2 separate regions of the Mus musculus genome follow, and region 2 is linked to region 1. Evidence: chromatin contacts called from ENCODE POLR2A ChIA-PET data. All regions are on one chromosome and are shown on one strand. Each heading gives the region's core, a stretch centred on a gene start or an enhancer-like site at or near the end of the contact. The rest is flanking DNA. Distances are from core to core; before and after follow the strand shown. Region 1 holds the start of Dnajb5 (DnaJ heat shock protein family (Hsp40) member B5). Region 2 holds the start of Vcp (valosin containing protein).

Region 1 (3,454 bases), core at 461-2,960:
CCACCCACCGTTTGTAGTCCTTCAATATCTCTTCCCCACCACAGCCAGCTTCCTCTCCGGCACCCACCTGCTAGCTGCTCTAGACCCATAATTCTCTTGCCTCTACAGACACAGGGCAAACTCTCAGGACCTGCCTCCTTTCCCTCCTTCTTTCCACCCTCCTTCCCTCTCCCTCCCCACAAGCCACGTGGTAGGATGACAAAGGAGCCCCAAGGCATGGCTCTGCCTTTGATGAAGAATGAGTATGTCAAGGTAGAGCTAGGGATGAAAGAAAAAATGAGGACAGATAGCAAGAGGGACCATCAAGTACAGGGAGGAGACAGGGTCTGACGGACAGGGATGAGAGATGACAAAAGGAAAAGGCTGAAGTGGACCACACGTTACTGATGGGTTGGGAGGGAGAACCTAAGAGCTGAAATATTGGAGATATTCGTGGAAACATGAGTTTGAGAGAGAGATGAATGACATGGGGTACAATTCATTCAAAAGTACAGGTGAGGTCAAGGGGACTCATGCACATACCGGGGGGAGATGAGGATGACAGGGAGGAAGGAAGGAGGCAATGCAGGGAATGGCTGATGTGGAGAATCTGACTTGGCATGGGTATGAGCGCCCTTCTCAGGAGGGACTTACCGAAACTTTACAAACCCATTCAGCGTCCACGCTCGAAGTTTTAAGGGCTCCAGCTGAATTTTAAACATCAAGCTGGCTAAGAAGTCTTCTCCCCAGAAGTGTGGGAAGCTCCGGAAAGCTCCTCGAGCCTGCAGTGGGGGTGCTGCTGGGGGTGGGCAGGACAGCACTGTGCGCTTAAACATGCCCAGCCAAGCCCCTCACCTCTGATCGCTCCACCGGAGCCTGCTTGGGACGCTGTAGCTCTGGAAGCCACCTCCTCAGATTCCCAGAGGCCGTGACCCAGCAAGGCCTGTATCGTGCCCAGGGAGCTGGACCCGGTCCCCAGGTGTAGAGTGCAGAGAGAGGATCCAGTGGCCACCTGCTCTCAGGTGCAGCAGTGTCTGGCTGAATGATGTGAGCGCCTGTTCGGCTGTGTGACAGTGAGGCTGGCAGTGACAGTGTGTAGTTGTTGAGTGGCAGCGTGTGTACCTGTGACAGGTGTGATAGTGAGGGCCTGAGAGTCAGTGAGCTCCTCTCGCCTCTCTGGGGAGGACCCAAGCCCAATCCCCAAGAACCTACTCAATGAAGTCACTGACGGGGAGTCTCCTCCCCCGCAGATGGGCGGGGAGGGGCGGGGCAGAGCCGAGCCTGGCCCGGACAAAAGGCGCGGCAGGGAGAGGAAGGAAGGGGGTTCGCGCGGGGGAGGGGGGTCGGTGATGTCACCCCAGCTGGCTGGCTGGCCTGCTCAGAAACGCCTCCGCCCGGCGCAACCCAATCCGACCCGACCCAACCCGACCCTTGTCGCAGATACCCAGCACCTGGCAGACCCCGAGCTCCCAGGCCCCTCACCCCTACGACAGAGGAGACTATGGGCCCACGGTGTCCCAACCCCCCATACCAGGACCTCTCTTCTCGACGCCCCACTCCCGGGACCCCCGAGTCCTCGCTCAGCGCCCTCACCGGTGAGGAGCTGCGGGCGCCGCCGCGGTCCTTCTATCAGCCGCTGCCCCCTCCCCCGGCTCCGGCTCCGCCGCCTCCACTCGGGACAGGAGTCGCCTGCCCGCCGGCCGCAGACAGCGGGACCGGGAGCCCGCCCCCACGGCTCCGCCTCCGCGCTTCCCATTGCCCGGTCTATCCGTCACTCAGCTCAGACTCTTCTGTGATTGGATACCTCTCAACGAGCGTCCGGGTGATAGCCACCTCTTCTCCGCCCCTGTCACCCGGCCACACGCGCACACATTCCGGGCAGTGATTGGTGTGGGTGTGATTGGTGCCCTCTGGGATCAATCAACCACACCTCTTCTCCATCTCGTCGTGTTATTGGTGAAAAGAACATAGGGAGGCAACTCCAGGCGCCCTTTGATTTTATTGGCTGGTCCCTGTGATTTCGACCCAAGCCAGTGTGGGCAACTATATTAGTCCAGTCTCCAGTATGAGAAGGTGAGACATTCTAGCCACCGCCTGAGTCCAGGGAGAACCTTCTGGAACGAGTGCAACCTCAAAGACAACCTATTAGGAAAGCTGCACTCATCAGTTGTTGGTGACACCAGGCATTCTTTCGAGTCGAAGGAGAGGCAAAGGCTCTGGATCAGTATCCAAAGCTCATCCCTTCTTACTCGTCTTCTATCAGATTGTGATCCAACTTGACCTGGCCTGGTTTAGCTTTCCCTTGTCTTGACCTGGGATTGACCTGCCATGGTTTAACTGTAACACAAAACAGAGCCGGATAGAGCTGAGATTCTAAGTGCCCCTGTGATTATCCTCTGCGCTAGTAACTGGTAACACCTTCCTGAGTCTCTGTCCAGATGCCCTCCATCTTCAGTCCTTTCACAGCGGCTCGCTTAGGAGCAGTGGCTTCTCAGCCACTTGGAGTCCACAGTGTCCAGTTCAACCTCGTTATAAACTAACCTTCCATCTTCTCCTCGCTGCCCGCCCCCCCCCCCCGTCCTTTTTCTTACCCCCTGTGATACCTGGTCTTCCCTCACACCAAATTTCTGCCCTGTTCTGTATCTTTTTACTTCCCCCTCCATCTCCCGCCTTTTGTCTTAATTCTTAATTCAATTCCCTGCTTCCATAGTCTGCAATCTCATAGCTCATAGTTCCCCCTTTAATCTTTTACCTCAGCTTTTCATGATCCTCTTTCTTAGCACCCTCATGCACTGTCATCTCTGGCCCCCCAGCCCCCTAGTAAATCATTAAATCTCAGCCCCAGTGTCCCCGATACTCGGAGCAGGCGGGCCTGCGGAGGCGGTCGCCAGCGGAAGCCGCCGCTCCAGCAGACACCGAGCTTGGCGCCCACGTTACTGTCTCCCAGGCCCATCTGTGCTGGAGGGAGCGGGGGGGGGGGGTGGATGGGGGTAATCTGGGGGTGAAGAGGGGGAGGGGGTTCTTGGGAGATTTGGTGACAAAGGCTTGAGAAAATTCTCTCACCTTATTCTTCGCCAGTTCTCAGGACCGGATTTAGATATCTATGAGGCCATGAAGAGCAGTTGGAACTGTAAACTGAGGCTTGGAGTACCTAGGCCCCAGAATAGGGCAGGAAAGGGGACTGGGTCTTTGGGGGTGGGGGGCAAGTTCTGCATATTCTTAACAACCCTTCTTTTCCCATTGTTCCACATGAACTCCCAAGTGCAAAGGAATTTGAGTTTAAAATAGAAAAAGGAGCTAGGGTGAAAAGAGGAGTTGGGCAGAGGGGCAAGGAAGGGGGTGTGGAGCCCGCAGTATGAGGACTGAACAGGTATCTGGTTGAAGGAGATGGGATGGGAACTGGATAAGGGGGCCGTAAGATGCGGGTGGGAGGCAAAGACAACTGGGCAGGTGAGAGGAAGGGGAGATGGGTCAG
Region 2 (3,454 bases), core at 404-2,903, 51 kb before region 1:
TTGACAGGCCTCCTAAGGAAGAGTAGTACTTGATACTTAAGGAGGTGAGGACATGTGGTACCTGGCTTTAATCCCAGCACTTGGAAGGCAGAGGCAGGCTCTACATAGTAAGTTCCAGGACAGCCAGGGTTATGTAGAGAGGCCCTGTCTTTTTTTGTTTGTTTTTCGAGACAGGGTTTCTCTGTGTAGTCCTGGCTGTCCTGGAACTCACTCTGTAGACCAGGCTGGCCTCGAACTCAGAAATCTGCCTGCCTCTGCCTCCTGAGTGCTGGGATTAAAGGCGTGCACCACCACGTCTGGCTGAGAGGCCCTGTCTTAAAAATATTAAAACAAATGGAGTTGGGGTTGGGGAGATGTTTCTCAGAGTAACTCCATCTGTACAAACATCTCTCAGGTCAGTCTGTGTGGGTAGGAGGTGAAGGGTGAATTGAGTCAACCAGAGCCAACCAACCATCTTTTGACTATAATGAAAGTCAATGGATTGTCTTTTGGGACACAAGGACCTTAAGTCACAGCACTTGGTTGATTTTCTTGCTCTTGGGCACGACTGCATTTCTGAGTGTTCTGCAGTTGTCCTTGACTTGCATGAACCTCAGTGCTCTCCCTCCCCAGATAATATTTATACTCTATGGTAAGGAGTGTGTACTCCCAAGGCCTGAGAAACTGCAAAACCTGCATGATTACAAGAGAGTGCAAGGGCAATAGGGTGAAGTAAGAGCTGGGGTGCTGATTCAGAACTGGGGTCCAGAGAAGAAGAGGGGGTGGGGTAGGTGGGGCTAGGTTTTTGTTTTTTGGTTTGTTTGTTTGTTTGTTTGTTTGACTCGAGTTTAGTTATGCAGCATTATCTGGCTTCAAACTTTCAATCTACCTTTAGCCTCTGGAGTACTGGGATCTAGGATGTACACCACCATACCCAGCTAATTTTACCTTTTAAAAAATTTTATCTAATTAGTTTTGAGACGGGGTCTCACTATGTAGCTCTGGCTGGGCTGGCTGGAACTCTTTTTTTTTTTTTTTTTTTTAATAGATCAGGCTGACTCAAAAGTCACAGGTTGCTGCCTGCCTCCGAAGTGCTGACATTAAAAGCATGGACTACCACATTGCTTTTAAAATTTATTGAAATACTGTTTGGGACTAGAATTAAAGATATGGTCTTGTATCCTGGGTTGATCTCCATCTATTAGTCTTCCTGCCTCTCATCTTCCCAACTACTAAAAGTACAGACCTAGTCCATCAACCACGCCCTTGGTTGGAGCCAGTGTTTTAAAGGAGCATGAAGGATTTTAGTATGGTGGAGTAAGAGGATCCCTAGGATTGGCGAGAAATGAACAATGTGGGCTATTATTACAACCCAACTAAACTAATAAGGGTTCAGGCCTTTGTGCGAGGTTCTTCCAGCTGCTTATAAACTAAGGAGCCAATCAATTGAAGCCAAGTAGGAGAGGCCTCCTCCGAGGGATAAAGAGGATATGGCCTATTGCCTTTGTCGATTGGTCAAGACTCCCTATCCGTCGAGGAAGCGTAGTGCTGCGGCCAATTGACGTGGCGTTACTAGGCGTGTTGCAGCCTTGAGGCGGGGCCAGGCCACAAACGAATTTTCTGATTGGTTACGGTCTGCGGGTTGCTGGGGAGAGGCACGGAGAGGCGGGCACGAGTCCCAAGGCCGGCGCTGATTGGTTGGGGTTAGAGCAGCTTTCCTTCCGATGATTCGGCTTTTCTCGGTTCAGTCTCCGTGAAGCGTTTGCAGCCGTCGTTTGATTAGTCGCTGCCCCCCTCGCGGATTAGGAGCTAGCGTCTCCCGCCCGCCCGCCTGCCGCCCCGGTGCCCCTGGGAGGAAGCGAGAGGGAGGCTGCCAGAGGGTTTGTCACTGCTGTTGCTCCTCCGCCTCAGCGAGTCCAGCCCCGGCCTAGTCGGTCGCCTGCCTTTCTCATAGCCGTTACCCTCAGGCCGCCACAGCCGCCGACCGGGAGAGGCGCGCGCCATGGCCTCTGGAGCCGAGTAAGTGTCTGCGCGCGCCCGCCCTCCCGCTGGCTGCGGGGGCGCGCACCGTGGGACCCGCCGTGCTGGCTAGGCCCGGTCGGGCCGCGTCGGAGAGTCTAGGCCGGGAGGGAGAGAGAGGGAAGGAGAGGCCAGGGACGAGGGAGGGCCTCAGGCCGGGCTGTGCACCCGCGCGCCCCCTAGGTCGGGTCCGCGCTGGGCCTGGGTCGGAGCCTGGACAAGATGGTGCTGTGTCATGCAGGCCCCGACCGCCTGAGTAGCTCCCTCGGCGCGGCGGCCCCGGCCTAGTTAGACTTTGGGGTCCACACTCCCTGCGTGGAGACCTTTGGCGCTGGCACGCCGGTCGGCCATGTCGCCGACCACACGCAGAAGACCCTGAGCCTGAGAAGGGAAAACACTGCAAGCCCGAGGCCGCGACTGGGCCCGGTGGGCGTGGACTTGGGGCCACGTGAAGGCCTCAGGAGCCCTGAGACTCTAGGGAAGGCCGGGCCAGGGAGATCTGAGGAATCCAGCCCGGTCTCGGTGGATCTGGGACGGTGTCACTGCGGGAAGTTGGCATCTTCTGAACTACGTGTAGTGAGGGGCTGTTAGGGAGAGGGCAAGTCATGCCCTTCTCAAATGGCAGTTTTTCACTGTGGGAGACCTGTTGTAAACACCCGGAAGTTTTAACTAGGGGCTTTTTTTTTCGTTAGTGTTTTGCTTTGTGTATATATTTTTGTTTTTGCTATGATCGGAGGTGGCTAGAAAGGAGTTGGTTTTCTTTTATTTTTAGGCGCTGAAGTTAGAATCCGAGTTGTTTTTATTCTTTGTATCTTAGCTTTGAGAGCTTGTAGGTTAGAGTTGGCTTAACTCTTCAAAATAAACAGATCTCTATCCCCAAGCATCTATGTTGAGTCTCTGGACTCTTATAGCCCCACCTTCATCTTTCAGAGAGCATAAAATAAAACCTAGCCATCTCAGCCCATTTAGTTAGAAACTAGAGCTTCCCATACAAAAACAAAGCAAACAAAAAACTAGCAAGTGTAGGAAAATATACAAACCCAGAGGTTTTGAGGCCATTAGGTGTTTTGAGTGTTGTAGGTTTCATTTCTTTGGGATGAAGTATTCACTCAGTTGTTTGGCTAAAAGGACTTTTTTTTTTTTTTAAATAGCTAGGCTAGGATGGGTGGTTTTGTGTACATACATAATCCCAGAACCTGAAAGAAAGGCAGAATAGCACATTACTAGGCTATAGGCTAGCTGCACTGGGAGTCTACTTATTGAGCCCTTGTCTCAAAAAAAACAACAAAATACACTTTTAAAATAAATACTCTGTCAGTCTTTCAATTTTTTTTTAAGTTAAAATTCTTTTTTTTTTGAGGCAGAGTTTCTCTGTGTAGCCCTGGCTGTCCTGGAATTCCCTCTGTAGACCAGCCCGGCCTCAAACTCAGAGAGGTCTTTCTGCCTCTGCCTCCCA

The links. ChIA-PET counts read pairs that join two places held with the same protein, here RNA polymerase II (POLR2A).
Region 2: POLR2A ChIA-PET joins it to region 1 with 22 read pairs in embryonic stem cell. The contact joins the promoter of Vcp here to the promoter of Dnajb5 in region 1. POLR2A ChIA-PET finds 5 or more read pairs at or near these places in 4 of 5 experiments (Patski and embryonic stem cell).

What each region holds. Positions count from the first base shown.
Region 1 is chr4:42,948,123-42,951,576 of GRCm38, reverse strand. Dnajb5 (DnaJ heat shock protein family (Hsp40) member B5) reads right to left here and starts at 1,710. Exons shown (of 5, transcript NM_001355438.1): 1 at 1,573-1,710; 2 at 634-1,101. The coding sequence starts at 815.
Region 2 is chr4:42,998,706-43,002,159 of GRCm38, reverse strand. It overlaps Vcp (valosin containing protein), which reads left to right and starts at 1,653. Exons shown (of 17, transcript NM_009503.4): 1 at 1,653-1,998. The coding sequence starts at 1,982.